Regions from separate parts of the Homo sapiens genome. Here region 1 is linked to region 2. Evidence: chromatin loops called from intact Hi-C (ENCODE). Cell type or tissue: endothelial cell of umbilical vein. All regions are shown on one strand. Links, peaks and the distances in the headings refer to the core of each region. The heading gives the core; the rest is flanking DNA.

Region 1 (12,036 bases), core at 4,454-6,953, 110 kb before region 2:
GCTTTTTGTAAAATGTAGAACCTTGAAGTCAGCATCTTTACTCTCAGTGTGGAAGGTGCCAAAGAAATAACATTTAACAGAAGTCTAGAAATGTCCCCTCAGCTTAAGAGAATGGGTCCAAAAAGGTGACATCGAGTCCTTTTGTCTTTTCACTTGGATCCCACATTGGACACATGGTTTGTCTGTGCTATCCACAGCAAGACTGGAGTGGGGAGGATGTGGCTGGAGCAGGGAGGATTTCTGTGGAGAAGCCTATGCTCAAATATGGATCTGCCCCTATAATGTGTTCCCTAGGCATGAAATGAGGTTAAATTCCAAAGCCTTCAGTATAGAGTACAATTTTAATGCATATACTTTAGTTGGAATGAAGAATTTGTGCAGGGAAGGGCCTGAGAGCAGATTTTAGATGGAGCAGGGCAAAGAAGAGAATATAGGTTGGGGAGAAGGAATCACTGTTTAGGGGAATAGCTCAACAAGAGACTGTGGTTGACAGAGGAAAATGCCATAACCTGTCCTAGGGGTAAGAAGGCACCTGTGCTTTCTTCTAAAGTCCTCCAATTCCTGATCTGAAAACTGGCAATGATGACCGGCTCTTGCCTCTTTGATCTAGAGATACACATTTTCTTCACACAGCGAGGGAGACATCCACTGCACAGCTACTGCCATTTTCTTCCTGGGACCCATTTCAACTCTCAAGTTCTATAACTTCACAATTCTTCAAGAGAAAAAAATAGGAGGAATAAATATTAAGTATGTGCTAATTCTTTCTGATGAGCTGAATTTGGGGTGGTGATGAGGGTTTGTAGGGGGTTGCATGGGAATGATCATTTACACTCGTAGGATATTAGAAGTGTTAAGGATTTTATTTCTGTTTTAATCCTACAGGCTTTACATTGTATATAGATCGCTGCAGAAAAAGTATGTGACTTATCCAAGATCACTAAGTAGTGGCTGTGTTTATTCTAGTTAGAAAACCTCCTGAACTCACTACCTTATGAGATTTCCATTAGAACTTTAATTGCAATTGGCTTAGAGCATTCTAAAGCTGAGTGATGAAATGGGGAGAGATAAGCTGGAATTCTAAACTACTTGGAAACCACATGATCCTTAAACAACCTTGACCCAATGCCCCGGGGATGGGAAAGGATACTGAGATCAATCGTTTTATCTCCTTTCATAGGACGCATGTGAGGGGCAGCAGTGTCCCTGATCTAAAATCCACCAGGTGCCTCAGAGGGTTCTGCAGGTCTTTTCCCAAGATAGAGCATCCCCTGGAGGTGGGAAACTTGTAATGACACCTTCCTTTACCTCACTCCCCATTAGTGTCACCTGGGGAATCCAGTCTAGGGGTGGAGGAACAGGGTCTGACAAAGGGATTTCAAAGTCTTGCTTTGAAAACAGCTTTAGAATGCTCTAAGCCAATTGCAATTAAAGTTCTAATGGAAATCTCATAGGGTAGTGAGTTCAGGAGGTTTTCTAACTAGAATAAACACAGCCACTAATTAGTGATCTTGGATAAGTGACATACACACACAGGTATAACTGGTGGCTATTTTGTCATGATGCACTTCTCTACCTGACTCTCCAAAGCCTACTGTCATAGCTGTGTGCTCTGCTGAGTCCACTACCCTGTGCTGCCTACTAGCAAACAGCAACCTGGCTTTTCAGATAGCATAGTTCAGAGTACCCACACATCTTGCCACCATGCATGGGTGCCCCACCTTGCTTGAACTTCTCCTAGGGTCCCTTTAAGGCATTCAGAAACAGGAACATAGTTGTCCAGAGCTAATCATGAAGATGGCTGTATGGCTGTAACTGAGAGCTGTGGCGGGGGACGATGAGTGGGCTCTGTGCTCAGAAGCCTCTGTAGCAGATCTGTTGTTCAAGGCCAGAAAGGGCCAGGGAGATAGGCCAGGCAGGTAAGACATTTTTGCCCTCCTTTTCCTTCTTCACCCTCATTAGTCAAAGAAGTTCTCCAAAATAGCAAACTTTTCTTAAACCAGGACTCCACATATGGGCCAGGGAACTGAGATATATCCAAAATATCAAGGGTTACCAGGTGCTTAATTTGCAATATGAGGAGGAGCTCCTTGGAATCTCATTTTCATGGGATGAGAATGGTGCTGGTATAGGTAAAAATTCATGAGAGGGAGAGGAGCTGGAGAAGCCCTTCTCACGGCAAAGCTACTGAAGAGATCTCTTTGCCTGAGACAAGGCCATAAGCACCTGGATCACTCCCAGGGCTGCAAGCTTATTCACCTCTGACTCACAGGATGACTGTGATTAAATTTCATTATCCATTCAGTCTCCAGGTCTAGAGGTTTTTGGTTTTAGGTAGACTATAAGCTTCAGCTCCTCTAAAGGGTTTTTGACTAATGTGCACTGTTATTGAATCACAGTAGATTTTCACACATTCATAATTATTCCTCTGAAGCAGCACATATTCACTGTTATCTCTGGATAAGAGGAGCAGAGAGAACAACAATGTCATTTCACTCCTTTCTTCTAAGAGATGGATGCAATTTGTGACCTAGTTTTTTGAGTACCCTGAATTCCCTTGGGGCTGAAGAAAAGAACACAGCTTTGAAAGGCTGAAGTGAGGATCAAATGAGAAAATAAAATATGTTGCCATAGACCCCCCAGGACTCCCTCACACTAATGAGGGGTGCTGCAGGGAAGTCGGGGGGTGGTTATTCACTGTGCTATGCCTAGTGATACACATAAAAACAGAAAAAAAATGTGCATATAGGAGATAATGATGAATCCTGTTATTATACTGCCTAAATTTGTAATGGAATAGATCATTTTGATTTTCAATCTGCCTGAATTCCTTATTAAGAGATGCCTAACTTATATGTCAGTTTTAAATTATGGATGCCAAGTACAGGGTAATAGTAAAATTGGGTTTCCAGAGGATGCACAAACCCATTTAAGATTTTGGGGAAAAAAAGGTTAAATAGCTACTCCTATGTTTAGGCTGAGCCAGGAATAAAACAGACAGGAAAACTGGTGTTCTATGAGTGATCAAAGAAGCCCACATGATGGGGTCTATACCCATACTCACACCATTCAACATCTCCAATCTACATTTGAGTAACTGATTTTCCAAACATCTAAATGCTACAGGGCAGTTCAGTATGGGGTCTATAGGCTTTCAGTAACCCCCTCTTCCCCATACATTCCCTCCCAAGCTAAGCTGCTTCTGTCAGTAGACATGGAAATTTTGCTGTGTAATTGGAAATGTAGAAGGAAATTCTTGTTAGAGAAAGAGGGGCGAGGTAAAGATGGAGAAAGACAGAGGAGATGGTACAGAATCTTTTTCTACATTTCTTCATCCATGAGAATGCATACCTTGACCTCACCATCCCAAATGCTAATATTTGCTGTTTTACAGTTAAGAGATATTACTAGCAGAAAGGAGATACTCTAGCAAGACCTATTCTTATGTTTCCATTTTGCAGGAGGCCGAGAAGAAGGAAGTGATTCCAGAAAGGTATCACCATTCCTCAGTTACGAAACCCAAGTGAGACCACAATATCCTGACTTCCAGTCTAGAGCTATCTGTAATGCAATAAATCTCTTCACAGGAGCATATACACTGGGAACGGGAACTCTCACAGGTAAGAAAATCCTTCAAGCTCCAAATAAATGAAATAGAAAATTTGCATGCTCAATAAGTGACAGGATAATGAAGAAACAGTTGTATTCTGTCTATACTAACACAACTTAGCAGCTTTCCAAAGTGATGGTGAAATGGCGGCAAGGTTCTGGAATAAAAAATGTATATTTTTATAAGACTAAAATATGTCTGGCCGGAACTAAAAAGCAGCATTGCAACTCCCATAAAGAGGGAATTTCATACAAGGTGAGTAGGGTGAAAGTGGGGGTGAAATGACAGATTGTGCGGCCAACTACTTATTTCTACTTGAGGATGGCCTTAACTACTCCCTCTCCAAAACTAAACCTGTTCAGTGTATCAGTAAAGCTAAATTGATCTGAGTTGCTATGGGAACACAGAAAGGAGTTCCTGGAAATGTAATAATAATTGCTGTCATCTAAAAGGGCAGTAGCTTTCTACTTCAATATCCTCCCATATGTCTGCATTAAGCTGACATTAGCAAATGGGTGTCAAAAGTCATTTGCATGCTAATTGCTAGGAGGATAACTTGCAGTGTTGGGTGCTGCTCTACTGAGCTGATTTGCTAAAGGAAAAGTTTTTCATTGTTTTTCCAGATTCAAATTCTTTTTGCATGGTATGGTTTGGCTGCCTGGGAAAGAATCCAAATGTTACCTCTCTCACAAGACACACATCTCAGGGCCCACGTAGGTCAGGGTAAGAGCTACACATTTGCATGTGGTCAGTGTATAGAGCTTGGTTTCTTAAGCTTGACAAACATCTGACAAACATTGGAAACTTCATAAGCATCTTTACTTGGTGAATTATTTGTGTTTTAGAGGAGGTAGTAGGGAAATGGAGTGTTCATGATTTCGAGAGTCAAAGAATGGAATCAGAATCACGAACCTGAAAGATGGCCTAAGGGAATCTGCTGGTTGGTCCCTTGCTACTCAAAGTATGATCCACTCATCAGCAGCACTGGCATAATCTAGAAGCTTGCCAGTGATGCAGAATTTCAGACCCTGCCCTAGACCTAATATATCAGAATCTACACTTTAACAAGATCCCTAGGTGATTTGTTTGCACATTGAAGTTTGAGAAGCATTAGTGTGGTCTAATGCTTTTACAAATAAGATGACTGAAGCCTGGAGAAGAGAAGTGACTTGCTAATGTCTTGTTGAAGATTAATAATAGCACCAGAACAAAACTCCAGTGTCTCTGAGAGTAAGACTTCTGCCATTACTCCACGTAGGCTCTCAGTAGCTGTGGTTGGGGCACGATGTTAGAAGTGGCATCCAAGACTTTCTGACTTTGTCCCTAGTTTTATGCCATCCCAAGCACTGTCCCTTTTCCAATTTCAAATTTGCACGTATTGCTGGCCCTGGTAATGTGCTCAGATTGGCCAATTTGAGTGCCAGTTTTGGGAGTGCTCCATTGTCCTGCAAAAGTAGCTGATGATAGTTGCATTCCAAATGAAAGAATAGATCTCTAGTCTTTACCTTTCCTGTATCCTCTTTCAAGGCCTCCAACAGGGGCAATCAATATGTCTTTGTGAATTACTCCAAAGAGGAATGTTTCTCCCATTTTCTAAAAGCTAGAAGCAAGGTCTTTTTCTGATAATTATAGGAATAAACAAGTGAGAACCAATAGGGAACCCAAAGAAGTATCAGATGCTTCCTTCCTCCCCAGTGCTCATAAAGCAAAGCTCTCCCTAGGCTAGAGCAAGCCTGGGTCCGTGTTCCATGTTTCACATATGAATCAGTGTAGACTGTGATTGTTTTTGCATCTCCCTTAATACCCTTTACTCCACCTCACCCAAAAGATAAGCCTATTAGAAAGTGACGTACATCCTGCTTCCAGATACAAGAGATGCCTGAGAACACAGTAATTTCCTGTAACTCTTAAAGCCTAGGATGAACTTGGCATGCCTCATTTCTACTATCCTACTTCTCACATAAATTTCTGTGTTGACTCTTCTAGGCCCATTAATCTTCACATTATTTTTGGAACATAATTCATTTAATTCCCAATTTCTTATTTTTGTTCTAGCCATTTGTTTCTGACATCTACTGCTGCATAACAAATCACACCCAAAACTTAGTGGCTTAACACAAGAATAGTTTTTATTATCTCTCATGATTTTATGAATTGACTGGGTGTCCAGCTGGACATTTCTTCTCCACATGGAGTCTGCCGGGGCTATAGTTATCTGGGGACGTCACTGGTGGGAACACTTAAGATGGCTCATTCACATGCCTTGGCAGGGCTGGGTTCATCTGGGTTGTTGGTAGGACTGAGTCTCTCTCTTTCTCTCTTAACTTGGCCTCTCTAGATGTTCTCTCTAGTAAGGTAGACTTCTTATATGGCAGCTTAGGGCTCCCAAAACCACAAAAGCACAGTTTCTGCACCTTATTATGGCTTCAGTCCTGAACAGGCACCATATTAACTCCACCATTATTGTTGGTTAAAGTGAGTCACAAGAGAAGCCCAGAGACTACCAACCACAGGATTCTCAAAGAGCTTGCAGGGAAAACCAAATTTCCTTCTTTTTGCTAATCATTGTCTCTTATCTGCTCCAAAACCAGGGGAGTTCTTAATCTAGAAGTCTGTAAGTACATTTCAAGAGAGTCTATCAATATCTAAAAATTGTATTTTTACACATATTTTGAGTCGTAATGCATAGGTGGTGCACTTTTCTAGGTAAAGGATCCCTAGAATTATTGTGCTAAACAATTCTAAAAATGAGATTCTCAAAGGGTGGGTCTATGACCCAAAGAAGGCTGCAACGTTGGAATGAATGAATCACACCTGATTCTACATGCCATCTGCCCAATAATTATGTGTTGTTGTAGGTCTTTTGAAGATACATGATATGTGCTTATAATGCCTCCCACCAACTAGTTTTGAAATTCTGCTAAGGCAAGAGTCATATCTCTTCTTTATCTCAAGACTCCCTAGTTTTTAGCACTGTCTTTTAAATAATATTAATATACGCTGCATAATACATGTAGACTGATTTCCTATGAAGGGTTTATCTGAGTCTTTGTGTAAGAAGAACATAGACACAATAACCATGACTAGCATCATTCTTACCATACATTTTCTCACCCCTTTCAGTTTAAAATGCTTTCATGTGTCTTATTTGATACTTATCTAATATGAGTCTATAAGGTCAGCAGAACAGATGTTATCATGATATTATTTTTTGTGCTAAGGAAACTGAAGTTTGCATAATCTCTCTCAAAGATTTAGAGCTAGTTAGAGAAGGAACTAGGGCTGAAGTCCAATACTTCTGATTTCCACTGACCCTGGCTGTGTAGCATGAGCCACTGCGATGAGAAGGAGTGAGCACAGCGAGATAGATGTGAAAAACCAGAAGAGCAAAAAGAATAAGAATTCAAGCTTTAGCATGCATCAGGATTACTTGGAGGGCCTGTTAAGCTACAGATTGTTGGCCCCACCAACAGAGTTTCTGACTCACTAGGTGGGGACAGAGAGTTTACATTTTTAATAAGTTCCTAGGTAATGCTGATGCTGCTGGTCTGGTCTGGGGACCACATTTTGAGAGCCACTGGTCTAATCTGTAGTCACATATGATAAGAGAAACTTCCCTGAGCCTAGTGCTTCCATTAATATGAATTCATTGATGGTCCGAATATGGTTGTCACTCATTTCTGGTCTGTATTTTTTACACTCAAAAGTGAGTAATTAGAAACTCTCCCTCATCCAAAATGAACACATACCAGCACCCTTACATACCACCCTCTGCTCTGAAATGAAGGAGATCACCCTGGTAGTCAGATGCCACAAAAGTCCTTCACTTTTCATTGCCCTGAGTCAAGAGGAAAGGTCCATAAAGGAAAAGTTAATAACATGAACCTTTTAGAATGGGGAAATGAGTGTATGCATCATCCACTTACCGCTGACAGGGAATAGTTAACTGCATCAGAATTTGAGAATTATGTTCATCAGGTTATTTGGATCTTAATAATAACATAACAGAATATATCAAGGGCTAATTTTTTAAAAATACATATTTACATGAAATTATTTTATTACCAGTTTTGTAGAAGAAATGTATCCTCTTTATTTCTTAATAAGCATATTTAGGTGCTCTCTTACAATCCCTCCAGAAGCAGGTCTTGCACAATCCCCATCTTTGAATTCAAAAAAAATTCCTGAAAGACTTATTGAGGCTGGTGAACTGATAAACTCTTCATTAATGAAAAGGAGAAATGAAATTGGCCCAGTGACATGGCATTATGGAAACCTTCCTTTTTAGCCTTAAGGTCATCTTGCAGAGCACAGAGCATACTTTGAGGGGCAATGACTGTCCCTTGCCCCTTTAAGGGCTCAGGCTGTCACAAGATTGTGGAAAGCATTTATCATTTGCATTGGGAAAGGTTAATGTATTCTTCCCAAATATAAGCTCCTGTTTATGCAAAACCATGTCTCTCCTATTTGCCCTGCCAGAGCTCTGATCCAAGCTCGTATTTGAAAATTGATGGTCTCAGGTAGATATTAAAGGATTTCTAGGGCAGAACACGCTGTTGTTAATGCAATAGGGAGGAGTCTTATGTAGTCAAAATCATCTGGAATTGAATTGGTCTTTATCAAATAGAACACTTAGATTCCTATTAAATGTTCCTGTGTGGTTAGGGAAATGGCAGTTCTTCCAGAACTGCAGGCAAGAACTCTTTACTCTTTTACGTAGAGCACCTAGGAGTGGCGAGGACTGCCAGACCTGTATGATTGCTTGTTAACAGAACTGTCAGCCAAGTCAGGATGACTTATGGGCCTTCCCCTACACAGGTCCACCACTAAGAGTCCAGGGATAGAAAGAAGGAATTTTTAAAAAGACATACTTTCCAGATGAGAAAACTGAGGCATGTTAAAAAGAGATGGTTTCAAATTGTCACAGTTACAATTTAAGATAGAGCCAGACACCCTCCATTTCCATTAGTTGCTTCTGACAACAAACATTTGAGAATGTGATCATTTTAGAGCATGTAGTCAAATATACTCACTTAACAAAGTAGAAAATTAAGGTTTCACAGCACCTAAGACACACGGCTAGTTAGAAGCAGAGTCTGGAAAAGACGTAGGTGTCTTGACTCTGAGTTCATTGCTTAATCCATGCCTCTCTTTCTCTGGGCTTAAAATATTAGTTATGAGAAAGGTGATTTTGTAATCAAACAGACAATTTCATGGTGTGACTTAAAGAAGTGCTGGGTAAATCCTTTGTTCCAAAAATCTATCCTAATGCTTATTAGTTCATTATTGGAGTTTTACTCTTTGGGTCTCAAAGCCTTTTGTTCTCAGTTTTTCTATGCCAAACCTCTGGGAGACCTAAGTCTTACCAACTTTCACCTTATATCATTGCTAATCATCAGCAAAGAGCAAGACCCAAAAGGAACCAAAATGGTACCTCTTAAGGGGCCCAACAACAGCCAAAATGAAAAAGAAAACAAATAGGTAGGGCCAAAACAGATCTCTCACGTTCTGTAGTTTTCTTCTCTTTACGTTCTGCTTGGTGCTAAAACCTAAGCCTCTGAAAAGCCTAGACTCCCTCAACAAATAATCTTGACTTCCATTGGCTTCATCTGCTTATTGTTCTGAGCTGCTTGACCACAGAGCAGGGTTTCTGTGGAGGCTGAATTATGAGTCTCTCTGGTTCAGGCCCAGGAACTTTATATAATGTGAGAGTCCCTGAACAGGGCATACTGTAGCTGTCTCTCTGCTCCCACATATTTACATTTTATCCAAACAAGTAAACTGCTTTCAATTATCAGGGAATCAAAAAGAAAACACTTATCACTAAAGGGTAATATGAGGGGTGGGTATGGAAGAAGGGAATCCCTTTGCTAAGGGAGTTGGAGAAGGTGTTTATAGACTGACAGCATATTTCTATTCTGTTCTATTTTACTACAGATTAACTAAATCATCTTTTCCACAGCTGTATGCCCCTCAGACTCTAGTTAACCTACGGCAAAAGAATCCCACTAAGTCACTGCTCAGAGTGTCACCTCAATTGGCTGTATGGTGATTCTGCTGGGCATGAGTGCTCACATGTTTCTATAGGATGGCCCAAAATTTTAGGGACATTTTCCCCTTTTTGTTTAAGTCCTCATCTATCCTGAGCATTCAGATGATGGAGTAAGAAAAAATGGCAGGTAATAAAACAAGCACGGGAAGGTAGAACCGGATTCAAGTTCAGAGTCTTTGCTCACTTGCTGGGTGACTTACCCATGCATGTCCTTCAACTAAGATGTAAGCACTTACTATATTAGAGCCATTGTTCTTAGAACTGTTGCCCAAATCTACCAATAACTGTTCCCTCATATGTAAAATGGGAATCATTTATCATTTTATCAATACTTTGTAGGACTATCTGGGGATTAAATGAGACAACATGTGAGTTCCTTATCTACTGTAGGCACACAATAAGTAACAAATATTATTTTGGTGGTGCATGTTATTTTATCCTTAAAAGTAAAGTTTGAAGGCAGGGTGCAGTGGCTTACGCCTGTAATCCCAGCAGTTTGAGAGGCCAAGGCAGACGGATCACTTGAGGTCAGGAGTTCTAAACCACCCTGGCCAGCATGGTGAAACACTGTCTCTACTAAAAATACAAAAAATTAGCTGGGCATGGTGATGGGTGCCTGTAATCCCAGCTACTTGGGAGGCTGAGGCAGGAGAATCGCTTGAACCTGGGAGGTGGAGATGGCAGTGAGCTGAGATCACGCCACTGCGCTCCAGCCTGGGCAACAGAGGAAGACTCAGTCCCAGGAAAAAAAAAAAAAAAAAAAAGTAAAGTGTGAGTGGTTTTTGTGTTTCAGCACTCTTCAAAGGTACCTGAAGTGAATTTGCACCAAAGCAGCAGCTGCATTTCCTCAGTTCTATCTTCACCTTCACGATGTTTCCCTTGGTCAAAAATTCACTAAGTCATCTCCATGTTCCAAGCATTTGGCAAACAATGGCAAGGCAGAGCCACCAGAAACGTATATCTGATTTTCATGATAAAGACGGTAACGCTGTATTAGCTAGTGGAGACACTATCTGTATTGCTGTATGGACATATGTAGCAACACAAATCACAATAAAAGGGAACCTGTCCACTGTTGGCAGAGTCACCCTAAAGAAATGGAGAGATCAGTAATCATCCCAGCTGGTATAGTATTGAATTGTTTAAAAAAATACCTCATAATCAATGCCAAGTGAAAGCACTGTATACCCTTAAGATATGGCATTATTGAAGAAATAAATTTGAAACCTTCAAAAACAAACAAACAAAAATGGTAAATTCTAAGTTCTGCCTAGACCATGAGCTTGTTAAAAATCAGAGTCAATGTCTCATTCATCTTTGTTTTCCAACCCCTGTCAGAGTAACTTGCACATATCAAGCTCTCTATCCATCTTTGTGGAAATAAATGAGTAGTTAGAAATTAATAGATTGTTTAGTAATAGAGAAATACATAATTTCTCAATTCAAAGAAGTCACTGAGAACCTGGGAAAAAAGTAAAGAGTGTGTGTGTGTGTGTGTGTGTGTGTGTGTGTGTGTGTGTGTGTGTGATGAGGGATAAGAAGACAATAGGGAAGGCTGGGCGCGGTGGCTCACGCCTGTAATCCCAGCACTTCTGGAGGCGGAGGGGGGCGGCATCGCAAGGTCAGGAGATCGAGACCATCCTGGCTAACACGGTGAAACCCCCGTCTCTACTAAAAAAAAAATACAAAAACTTAGCAGGGCATTGTGGAGAGCGCCTGTAGTCCCAGCTACTCGGGAGGCTGAGGCAGGAGAATGGCGTGAACCCGGGAGGCGGAGCTTGCAGTGAGCCGAGATCGCGCCACTGCACTCCAGCCTGGGCGACAGAGCCAGACTCCGTCTCAAAAAAAAAAAAAAGAAGACCATAGGGGATACTGTGAAATCTCTATCAAATTCCCTCCCATCCACAAGTTAAACATTTAGTTTGCAGACAGTAAGTCATTAAATAATTCTTTCTAGGTCATTGTGGACTATTTGCTGTTCCATTTTTTTCACATGTGATTAATCTGAATGTGCAAATTAGGGATTTCAATGGGATTTGACTCACTTCCAGAGTCCTTGAGCTCTTGATGATATTTTTTCTTAAAATGAGGACCCCGCCTCCTTGTTTCCCACCCGCTTACTCTCTGGTTACCTTAAGTAATGAAGCCACATGGGAACACATCAGAGATTCTGATTCGGAATGCATCTGATTCCTTCCTGTTTGGATCAGTTTCTCGGCACCCAGTTCATTTCTGAAAGCACATCAATTCCAGGATGTGCAAGACCCTGGGACAGAGTATTCTCTCACCGTCTGCTAATGAGATAAGTGCCGCAAGTTAACAGGCGGCCACGGGAATAACAACAAGCACTCCAGTATGCATTTCCTCTAATTAC
Region 2 (12,036 bases), core at 6,452-8,951:
CAGGGACCAGAGAACTCAGCATTCTCCCTCAACCACTTACTTTCCTACTCTCTTTTCCCTGGGGCCTGAATAATACGGTTAGAGAAGGTTAAACAAAATAATGATGCACCGTTTAAAACATGAAAGAGACCCACCAGCCCCTAATCTCTACAAATCCCTATCAGTAGAGGCTGCATTGATCAAAATGGTCAGCTTGGCCAAGCTGCTGCTTGGTTTCAGAAACTCTCCTGGTTTGAACTCTTGATGGGTAACAGCCCAGTAGGATGTAGCTCTGGCCTGTCAAAGAAAAAACACAGACCTGCTCCATAAATTCCAGGCTGTATTGTTCTTATCACCCATGGGCTGTGATTGAAGGATGGATACCATCAATTTGATCTAGTCTGTTTACAAGTAATACGAAAATAGAAAAAGAAAAAGATCAAAGTCCAGTTAAGCTGGAATACTTCCCTGCATCTCCAGGGCTCAGATTGCAATAGCTATGGATAAACTTTCCCTGGACCTGATGGATGTCTCCCTCCCCAACTCCCACCACTCTGGGGAGAGGAAAACAATTCCCAGCAAGGGATAACCCAGCCATAACCTCTCCAAAACATGAGCTCTATCAAGATGCTTGAAAACATAAGATATTAGTTTTAGAAAATACAAGCATTTTTCCTCAGCACAAATGCATCATTGTTACCTAAGGAGCAATAAACTGGTTGTTAGAAACACCAGTCTTTGATACCAGTGCATGACAGATCTCTTGCCTCTAGGGGAAAATGCACACAAGACGAGAAAGCTCAATTCTAAGTTTTCCTTTAAGGAGCATGTATATTGATTACTGCCTCACAGAGACAAAACAGGTAAGATGTATGACCACTCATTTTTTATACAAAAAGAGATTCAGCATCAAAATATTATAAAGATAGATGTAAATTCTGGGCAGAGTTCATTTGTTAACTTTCTGATAACTATAATGTTATACATAATAAGGGCCATTGCTTTGGATATATAGGGTGCCCAGTGATCTTCAAAGTAGAGGCCCCAGATCAGCATCAGTATCATCTGAGAGCTTGTTAGAAATGCAATTTTCTGGGCCCCACTCCAGACCTACTGAATTAGAAACTCTGGAGATGAGACCCCGTGACCTGTGCCTAAACAGCCCCTATAGGTGATTATGATTAAGTATTAACATACTTAAGGTGTTTTTCAAAATACTGATGCCTGGCCCCCACCCCAGGGACATTCTGCTTTAGTTAGCATGCAGTGTGACTTTGGCATCAGGATTTTAATAAGATCTCTAGGTGATTCTAATGTGCAGCCAAGTTTGGGAACCACTGGGCTGAGTTCAGAATAGATTCCCTCACAGACCTCTCATCATTCATTGGATCTAGCATTTGCAGCCACTTCCATTTTGAAGAGCAAATTTTCAAGGAGTTATTCACCTGTCAAAAGTAAGAACAAAAATTTAGATGGACAGACTACTACAGGTGAGAGTCACATGTTAAATAACCTATTCTCATGTACTGAATATGTGGAGGACCCTGTGCTCAAGCCCAGAAGATATTTTACCATGAATTTGCTACTCTTTTTAAAAAAAATAAAAACAACTTTATCGAACCAAGTAAACATCAGCAAATACTACTAGTTTTTAACCATTAGTTTTAAAAGTGATATTTGGAGCAATATTTGGTATGATACAGTAACTTTCTCTCCAATATTTAATTCTCCTCTTCAATCAACCTGTATCATTGTTTTGAAATCAAAACTTTTCTCAGCCATTTAATTTCAGCTTCCAAGTAGGTCAGCCTCAAAATGATTTTTTGGTTGCCTATTTCTAAGCACAACCCTCTGTTCTGTTTTAGTCAGAGACAATCCAGGTCATGGTTTATATTCCTTGAGCTCAAGAAAAGGATGTACTATTTTGCATTGGGTGGCAACAAAATGGAAAACTCTGAGATGTCAGGCCTGAGAGTTAGGTGAGCCCAGAAAAATATGGCAGGTATGTATCTGTGAAGTAAAGGGTCATGGGAGGAACAGGTAGTTAATTAGTGTTGGGTTGGATGGGAAGCAGGATGCCTATCCAGGAAATGAAAGACAGAACGGAAATGGCAGAGCAAGCAAGCAGTATCTAAGAATGCAGGAAACGGGAAGGCAACCATCAGGAATACCAACCAGGGTTCTAGAGTATGTGTTAAATTATAGAAAATCTATGTAATAAATAGGAGGATAGGCATCGATAGATAATAACAGGCGTCAGAAACATAGACGGGGGCCAAATCCAAACACTGTACGACAACAAGATGTAGATGTCTGCAGTACAATGTCTCTGGTACTGATTCTGTTTGAAACTAGGCTTGGCTTTCTCCAGGACAAAAGAGACTACGGAGAACCAAGTTGCAAAGCCCAGGCAGACTGGGCGGCCATGGATTGCATGTAATAAGTATTCAATACTGGTTTGTTGAATGAATGTATGTTCAAAAGTATTCCTGGTTTTAATAGCATATTATTCTCTCCCAGTGACTGTAGTCCGTCTGCTATAGCCTGCCTATCATAGCAGCTGGAGGGGAAAGTGCAAGTTTAGGTGTGCTTTGGGTAAAAAAAAAAAAAAAAAATACCAAGTGATGAGCTGGAAATCTGGATTTTGATCCTAGCACTGGTTTCAACCGAGTCACTGTGGGCAGGTCATTTTATATGTCTGCATCTCAGTTCGTCTCCCAGAAAATGAGGTCAACAGGACAGGAATGCTAAAGTGTCTCACTACTCTGAAAATCTGTGGCTCCTCACAATAGGTACATTCCTGAAAATACATTCCAAACCTGGTTTCCACATGTCAGATTATATAGGATACCTGCATGTCTCTGACTGCATGTGGCTCGATGACTTCCAAGATATTCTCAATATCTCCGTGGTCAACGGGAAGTGGATCTGGTGTTTTAAGTTGTTTGTTGGACCAAAGGCCATCCCTGTGAGTACACTGATTGTCAGACTTAGAGCACATATGTTGACTAAGTTTAACTGGAAGTTTTGCAAGTTTTCTCTAAGGAAAGCCCTGTATTCTGCCATCACAGACAGGGAAACAGAAATCAGAGGCACTGGAGTCGGATATTTGGTTTGAGCTTTGGTCTTTGTGCACTGGGGTCAGGGAGAAGATGGGAGGAGGAAGGCAGCTTGCCAGGAGTGGAGATGAGTATCTCAGACACATGCAGAATGTGGCATAAACACTCCTTTAAATTCCTGTTGTCGTCACTTTCCCCAAAGGGACATCTCCTGCACCCCAGCCAGCTACGTGCCTCCCTGCATTCTCAGCCAGATGCAGGTTGGCCAATGGGGCCGCCATCTGGTCTCTGAAAGCCCATTATAGCCATAACAGGCAGCTGAATCTAGTTATAAATGCCAGCCTCTCTCAGCCTGGCTGTCTCAGGCTTGAAATCACACACTTAGGAAGCGTCTGCTTGGTACAGAAACACCTCTCCCATGGGAACTAAGGGAGGAGAAATCTCCAGGGACATGGACACAGGTACACAGGCTGCGGGCAGAATGAGGTTCTGGACAAGGTGAAGAAGCTCTTTCCTTTCACCCCACGCCCTGCTCTGTTATCTTCCCTTGCTTACCTGTGAGGAGCACGTACACACAGATACACCCCTGGAATGATTCTCTTAGAAATACTGTAAGAAATGGGGCTTTGTTTAAAGCAAGAGCAGGTAAGGGACCTCAGAACATCTAGGACTGTCAAGCAAAGAGCTGCCTGCACTAGTAGTAGCCAGGTCCACAGAGAGCCCAGGCCTTAGGTCACAGGGATAGGAGGCTGATGTGGAGGCCACTGGGGCCCTCGGGGCTAGGGCCAGGAGTGGGCAAGTGCTGTGAGAAAACACCATTCTCACTTCCACCGTTCTTCTGTGATCCTGTGAAAGGCCAGATGCAGCCACATAGGAGCTGCTGGGCACTCAGAGGATGGAATGCATAGGAGCAAATCTCACCATCCACTGCTCTGGATGGCGCAGCGTCCACATGCACGTCCCTTTCCAATGAGGAGCCAGGGTCTTCCCTCAGTGTGCCAGCTCTGATGTTCAAAATAAAGGTTTAAGGCAACAAAAGCCCTGAGAAGTCCAGAATGTCCCCTCATTCCTGTCCTGACGGGCTGAGTGCCCTGCTGCACTTCACCAGGCTTTGTTGAAGCCTTCACATGTTTTTTGCTTCCATGACTAGCACAGCCCCGTCCCCCTGCCTGGAATGCCCTTCCTGCTCTATCCCTCCTCATCAACTCTGCTGGAAGCAGAAGAGTGGTCAACAACACAACCTCTGAATGTTAGACTGCCTGGGTTCAAATCCGAACCTCCCTATGTGCCTTTCCTTTAGCATGAGGAGGAGGATGATATAGTAGTTACTTCATAAAGTTGTTTTAAGAGACAATATATGTAAAGGGTTTAAAACAGTGTCTAGTCCATATTAAAAAGAGAAGGGACACCTGTCATTATTCCACAAAGACCTTTTTGAGTCTTCTCTCATCTTGTTATAGCCATTCTTCCTAAAAATTCCTGATTAGATCCCATTTGTCAATTTTGGCTTTTGTTGCCACTGCTTTTGGTGTTTTAGACATGAAGTCCTTGCCCATGCCTATGTCCTGAATGGTAATGCCTAGGTTTTCTTCTAGGGTTTTTATGGTTTTAGGTCTAACGTTTAAGTCTTTAATCCATCTTGAATTAATTTTTGTATAAGGTGTAAGGAAGGGATCCAGTTTCAGCTTTCTACATATGGCTAGCCAGTTTTCCCAGCACCATTTATTAAATAGGGAATCCTTTCCCCGTTGCTTGTTTTTCTCAGGTTTGTCAAAGATCAGATAGTTGTAGATATGCGGCATTATTTCTGAGGGCTCTGTTCTGTTCCATTGATCTATATCTCTGTTTAATTGACAAATGGGATCTAATTAAACTAAAGAGCTTCTGCAGGGCAAAAGAAACTACCATCAGAGTGAACAGGCAACCTACAAAATGGGAGAAAATTTTCACAACCTACTCATCTGACAAAGGGCTAATATCCAGAATCTACAAGGAACTCAAACAAATTTACAAGAAAAAAACAAACAACCCCATCAAAAAGTGGGCAAAGGACATGAACAGACACTTCTCAAAAGAAGACATTTATGCAGCCAAAAAACACATGAAAAAATGCTCACCATCACAGGCCATCAGAGAAATGCAAATCAAAACCACAATGAGATACCATCTCACACCAGTTAGAATGGCAATCATTAAAAAGTCAGGAAACAACAGGTGCTGGAGAGGATGTGGAGAAATAGGAACACTTTTACACTGTTGGTGGGACTGTAAACTAGTTCAACCATTGTGGAAGTCAGTGTGGCGATTCCTCAGGGATCTAGAACTAGAAATACCATTTGACCCAGCCATATATACCCAAAGGACTATAAATCATGCTGCTATAAAGACACATGCACACGTATGTTTATTGCGGCACTATTCACAATAGCAAAGACTTGGAACCAACTCAAATGTCCAACAATGCTAGACTGGATTAAGAAAATGTGGCACATATACACCGCAGAATACTATGCAGCCATAAAAAATGATGAGTTCATGTCCTTTGTAGGGACATGAATGAAATTGGAAATCATCATTCTCAGTAAATTATCACAAGAACAAAAAACCAAATACCACATATTCTCACTCATAGGTGGGAATTGAACGATGAGAACACATGGACACAGGAAGGGGAACATCACACTCTGGGGACTGTTGTGGGGTGGGGGGAGGGGGGAGGGATAGCATTAGGAGATATACCTAATGCTAAATGACGAGTTAATGGGTGCAGCACACCAGCATGACACATGTATAGAGATGTAACTAACCTGCACATTGTGCACATGTACCCTAAAACTTAAAGTATAATAATAAAAAAAAATTCCTAATTAGAAGGGTCACATTTTTTTTTAGTTGTTAATTTAGACACCTGTCTCCTTTCCTCATCTTTGAGCTTCTCAAGGAACAGGATCATAGCTTATTAATTTTTGCCACCTTCGGTACAGAGTTTGGCATTAAGCAGGTGTATTTGAAAGTGTATTGAATTAAATTTATTGAAAAACTTCAACTAATAATAATACTTTTCATTTCATGGATGATAACTGTGTGCTAGGAGCTTTACTTGAATTGGTAAGTCTTTACATTTAAAATCATATATTTTTCTCCTGGCTCACAAGTTTGGCTCTCAGAAATATGAAGGAAAATGCTACTATAAACAGTTGAGGACTTAAAGAAAAAGAACTAATTGGAGAAGTAGAATTAAATACAAATATTGATCCTCGAGAGAGAGAGAAATGTAGGAAAAAAATTGTTGTCTAGAAGTTTATTAACACAAAAGAAGGTGATTCTGTGTGGTCAGTTGGGTCTTTAGGAAGGCTGGTTTAAGTCCAGAAAAGAGCGATATATAACTTAGAGACATGTCTAAAGAGAGAAGGAAGTCCTTCAAAATAATTGAAAAATAAGGAAGAAAGTAGATCAGCACAAAACAAACCAAAGTGGATGCATGTGGTGCTCCGAAGTGAGCTCCAGTTATAAGTAGCAGAAAATGAAAGAAGCTCAGTCACATCCAATGTGACCTAGGCTGCGAGGACAGGTATTAGTAAGGCCAAAGTCTGGAGCCAGTTGAGGCAGAAGGAAAACGCTAAAGAGAGCCACAGAGGTTCTTTCTCTCAGTGGGAAGAGGCTATTGTCCAATATTCAGATAGACAGAAAGGATAGTTCCGCGGCTTAGGAAGGGACGTCATCTTGACAGATAACAGAGAGAAGGAAGAACAACTCAGCTCTTGTTCACCTTCATTCTCTCCATTAAGGATAAGCATCAGCAAATTAGGAAGTGGAAAACAAGCATTTTCAAGAGGGAATTGATGACCAAAATGAGTGAAACGATAGTGAGAAAACCCTTAGCAAGTTAAAAGAACTCAAATCCCATGCCCAGGTAAATTTTATAATGACGGTCATCACAAGTCACATTTCTTTGGCATTCTATGGCTTTAAAAAAGTCCTTTCCCTCTGTTATCACATTTTATGAATTTAACGTCAAAATGGCTTCTAGAGTTCAGAATGAAGAGTTGACATGAACCTTTAGGCAGAACCCTCTAGAAACAATTTTTTTGACTGACACAGAAGAGTAGTCCTCATTTCATTTTAGCAACCAAGAAGAGAGAATTCAAACCCGTGGCATGATTTTGCCCTTTTAAAAAGTTTTTTTTTTAATGTTTCCTAACTTCCATCATGCAAAAAATAACTTCAGCTAAGTCATCTTAAGAAAAATGAAAACCCCCTTTAATGAAACAGCATGTTGTGGGCATTAGGAGAAGCAAATGTTACATGTAAAAGAAAGGTGAAGGAAAGGAGAGAGGTCTTACTTGTTGGGCCAAACAGGAGCTCATGCTCTCTTCTGACTTACCCCACTGAGGTTCATGCCCAGGGCCCAGACACTTCCAATGTCCTGAGTTCCTGCTCAAAGGTTTTGCGCACAGAGAGTGGTTTAGGAGCGCCACCCCATGTCAGACTCAGAAACTACAACAAGTTTTCACAAGTCCTGAAGAATCACTTTAACTAGACGTATCCAACTGAAATTCTGGCCATAGCCTAATTTCAAGCCTATGGTTATTTCCCTAGTCCATGCAACTGAATTCCAACACAGATTTAATAGTCTCTATTGAATGATTTAAAAAACTGTGCTAGGCAAAATAGAATCATGAGACTGGATGGTATCATTACCATGATGTTAAGTGACACTAAGTTCTCCTTTGACTATGCAAGTGGCCTAAAGATTCAGGTGTTTCAAAGTGGAAGCCCTCTCATTCCCTCACTGTCTTCCTGTCCTTTATCCCCCTCTCTGCAGTTCTCCATCCTCTCTTGGACCCTCCCCATCTTTACGGCCCATGCTTCAGGGAATAACAAAGCCTGGCCCCAAAACCCTTGTTGAGTCTCAACAATTCTGCCATCTCAAGCATCCATTGAATTTCCAGAGAATTTTCCTTGGCCCAGCATTTTCTGAATTTAGAGTCAGGAAATGATATGCATTGGTCCTAGGTATGAGGAGAGGAAGTGGACGATGGCTGAGGGTGTGTAGGTGTTGTAAAGGAGAGTGTAATGATGTGGGATGGGCTGTAGGTGTTTCCACTTTAACACACTCTCTCCATCATATTGCTTCCTAATTTACTTAAAATGGTAACACATTTTGCTCAATCAGACATTTTCTCCCATTGACCATACCGACTAACTTGCATATTCCTTGTAAAAACAAAACCTGCCTTTAATTCCACTTGCAAAATAACAATTCTGACTTTATTGTGTTTAAAGTAAATTTGGCTTCTTCTTTTCTTTAATTACAAATGGTCCCAACCATGGCAGTGCCAGAATTCCAGAATGGATGACCAAGGGCTGGAGTGGAATCCCTGGCTCTAGAACTTCTTTAGAAATTAACAGATGTGAAGGTAAAAGGTGTACAATCTTAAAGGGCTCAGGTTTCTTCTCAGCAACATCTTTGAGAAATAACCCAGTAGGTGTAGTTTCATGCCTTAGTCCATCCAGGCTGCTATAACAAGATACCATAAACTAGGCAGTTTAGAAACAAAAGAAACTTATTCCTCACAGTTCTGTAGGCTGGAAAGTCCAAGACCAAGGTGCTAACAGTTTTTGGTGTCTGATGAGTGTTTCCTGGTTCACAGATGGCCATTTTCCTGTGTGTCCTCACATGACAGAAGGGAGGAGGGAGTTCTCTGGGGCCTCTCTTCTAAGACACTAATCTCACTCATGAGAGAGAGCTCCACCCTCAGGACCTAATAACCTTCCAAAGGCTCCACCTCTAAATACCATCACATTGGGGATTAGGTTTCAACATACGAATTTTGGGAAGACACAAACATTTAGTCCATAGCACCTGAACTGCTTTCCCCGTGCAAAAGATGGAGTGAATGAGAATCGGATGGAAGTAAGGGGAGAGACACAGCAGTGAAGAGCACAAAAGCAGTAAATTCGTCTGCAGGATGTGGTGTGGGGGAACACTCACAGGTGCTCTGCCCCAGTTGCTTCTATCCTTTAAGAGCTTCAAATTCAGCTGTTTGCATTTCCAAGCCATTCCCAGGCTTCTCTTCTTTAATGGAGGGAAGACTCAATGAAGTTTGAAGCTAAGGGAATCTTTAATTTGCCAATTTCAGGGACTGCATCAGATAAGATCATAAAACGTAGGGTGGTGACATCAGATTCTCTACTCAGGATAGTTGAGTTCAAAGTTGGTCTTGGCTCCCTTGAAGCAAGAAAGAAGGTCAGGCTTTCTGGGGAGACCTGTAGGTTTTGCTGAGGAGTGGGCATGACCCTCCTCTCTGATGCTGTTGCACCCCACTCCCAGAAGATCTCTTCTGTAAGGTTCACAGGTGCTGCTGGTTGGTATCCTCCCCACTTTCTTTCCCTTTATCAGGTGCTGCAGTAAAACTCGGGATGCTTTGGAAATTTTCTAAGACCCCAATTCTTCTAAAGATGGGTTTGGCAAGAGGTAGCCTCTAAAACCCAGCTCCCAAGCATAAGAAGAGGATTTGTAAAAAATATTGGGCATAGAATGAGCATGGGCTGGCTCAGTTAAAAAAAAAAAAAGATAGGCTGAGACAAATGGGTTAGGGATAATAAAAAAGGGAGGTACCCAGTGGCCAAAACAGAAGCATTTCATTAGCAAGTTTTTTCTCCTTCGAGAGCAGGCAGAAGTACTTCAAAATGATAATAGGTTGATGAGATTACAATGATTTTTTGAACTATTTTTCCTAAACTTTATTTTCCAGATTTCTTGCAATAAACAAATCTCAATTTCATACTCACCAAATATTAAACATGACTATGAATAAGAGATCTTTTATATCAGTATTTATTAAATTTATTTCTAAGTTATAATGATTTCTATTTTCTACCTTTGATAGTAGGTGGCGACCAAATTTAACTTTTCTTTGATGATGGGGATATTGGAGGGCATGGTGTTCACTGATGTCAATATAATTTTTCATTACACAATACTTATAAAGAATCTGGAATCTGAATCCTTTTGTCACTGCTGCCATAACTAGAGGTGCATTTCCATAGCAAACATCTAATTCTAAGGCTAAAGAATTTTATTTCTCAAGCAAAGACATACTATTGGAAGGTTTTAATCAATGGAATGACGTGAAGATTAATCTGGTACTGTGAGAAGGGACCAAAGTAGAGAAATCAATTAGGAGTCCATTATCATGGTTTAGACATAAGGAATCAAAAGGAGGATGGCATTGATATTAAGGAAGAAATGGAAGCAGAGGATACTGTAATGAGGCAGTTAAGAGGGCTTAGTAATGGATACATGTATCAAGGGAAACAGAAGGATCAGTGATGATGACAAGCCCAAGGATCTGGAATAATGAGGGTATTAGCAACAGAAATAAGTTAATCAAATGGTGAAGATGCTACATTAAGACGCATGTCATATTACTGGAAATGTTATAACAATAGATTAATAAGACATGTTGGTAATTAAAATAGCATGATTCCTAGTAGTGAATACAGTAAAGATTAAGATAGCAGCAATTTTTAATGTAAAAATCTACAAATTATATATTTGTGAATATTGGAAATAAAAAGTGGATAACACTGACCTAAAAGTGAAGGGCTTCACAGGAATTCTTTCGAAGTTGCTGTTATGGGTTGAACTGTGGCCCCCAAAAAGATATGTTAAAGTCCTAATCTCTGGTGCCTTGAATTTGACCTTATTAAGAAATATGGTTTTTTTATGGAAGGTTTATGTTAAAAATAGCACCTAACTTCTGTTAATTTGTATAATAACTCAGGAACTCAGAGTGGTATAAAGGCTGACTTGGTTTGTGCACTTGAAATTCAGTTTCTCTTTGGCAAATAAATTCATTTATTTGTGAATGGGAATAGTATTAAAGAATGTTTTGAGGCAAAAAAAAAAAGAAATATGGTTTTGCAGATGTAATCAAGTTAAGATGAATTCATACTGAATTAGGGTAGACCCTAATCCAATGTGATTGGTGTCCCTATAAAAGGAGAAGAAACACAGCAAGACACAGAGGGAAGATGGCCACAAGAAGATGGAGGCAGAAATTGGAATTATGCTGCCACAGCCAAGGAATATCTGGAGCTACCAGAAGCTGGAAGACGCAAGGAGAGATCTGCCTCTAGAGCCTCCAGAGGGAGCACAGCCCTGCTAACATCTTGATTTCAGATTCCTGGCCTCCGGAACTGTAAGAGAATAAATTTACATTGTTTTAAGCCACCTAGTTTGTGGTACTTTGTTATGGAAGCCATAGCAAATTAATGTAGTCCCTATTCAGCCTTCAGTGTAGGGGAAAAGAAGTAGATGTTTAGTTTGCCAGGTGGCGTAAATATTGCAGGACTATGTCTCTATGGAGATCCACTATTGTATAAAGTTACCCATTAAACAGATGGAGAGATTAGGAGTGTGTTAGTTCACATAATAACTCTGTGTACTTTTTCCTCGGTAAGTACACAAAATAACTCTGTGTACTTTTTCCTCCATAAGGGTGGCCACTGCTGTTATCTGATCACTGTGTGACAGAAGGCTGAAGCCTTATAACCAGAAATAAAGAGGTCCGTCCAGCTTTCTTTCCTGGCACAAACCATCCCTGCTAGAAATGAAGCATCCTTAGTACCTCATTGCCCTTGTCTTGTGAAGGCTGCTGGTTTTTAGGAAACTGACAAGCTCACAAAGTGTTTATTTCAATACAAAATGGGAAGACAAAGGGCAGAAAGCTTGGATTTAAATAAAAAATGAGTCAGTTGAGGGAGTATGAAAGTATGGAAATGAATCAACCTACAATGAATGTGAGATGACCGCAACAAGCATGGTACACCGTGTCGACTATTGTTTTCCCAACTCAAAAAATTAGTAAGGCATTTGGCATTATTTTTAAAACACTCTCATCTTTCTAGTTTGATAAGAGAAGCACTAAAGAGCACTTTAGTGTTTACTTAGGAAAATTAAAACATTGAGTTACTAAAGTTCCTAAGGAAG

What was found. A loop is a pair of places that touch in the nucleus more often than their neighbours do. Peaks named below come from ENCODE experiments on the same cell type or tissue, not always from the same donor. Only the 100,000 strongest peaks of a DNase experiment are listed, where the experiment ranks them.
Region 1: a loop joins it to region 2, with 4 times the contacts of the local background. A loop is called at or near these places in 3 of 110 quality-filtered maps.

Annotation. Positions count from the first base shown.
Region 1 is chr1:162,978,290-162,990,325 of GRCh38, reverse strand. It overlaps the pseudogene LOC107985222. Among named protein-coding and RNA genes, the nearest start is that of RGS4, 85 kb to the left of the region's middle. RefSeq lists enhancers at 10,893-11,568, 11,569-12,036. In endothelial cell of umbilical vein, for the core only: no CTCF peak of the experiment used is centred there; a DNase peak (open chromatin) is centred at 5,425; H3K27ac peaks cover 1,995 bases.
Region 2 is chr1:162,873,668-162,885,703 of GRCh38, reverse strand. No RefSeq gene overlaps it. Among named protein-coding and RNA genes, the nearest start is that of CCDC190, 19 kb to the right of the region's middle. In endothelial cell of umbilical vein, for the core only: a CTCF peak has its summit at 7,528; a DNase peak (open chromatin) is centred at 7,503.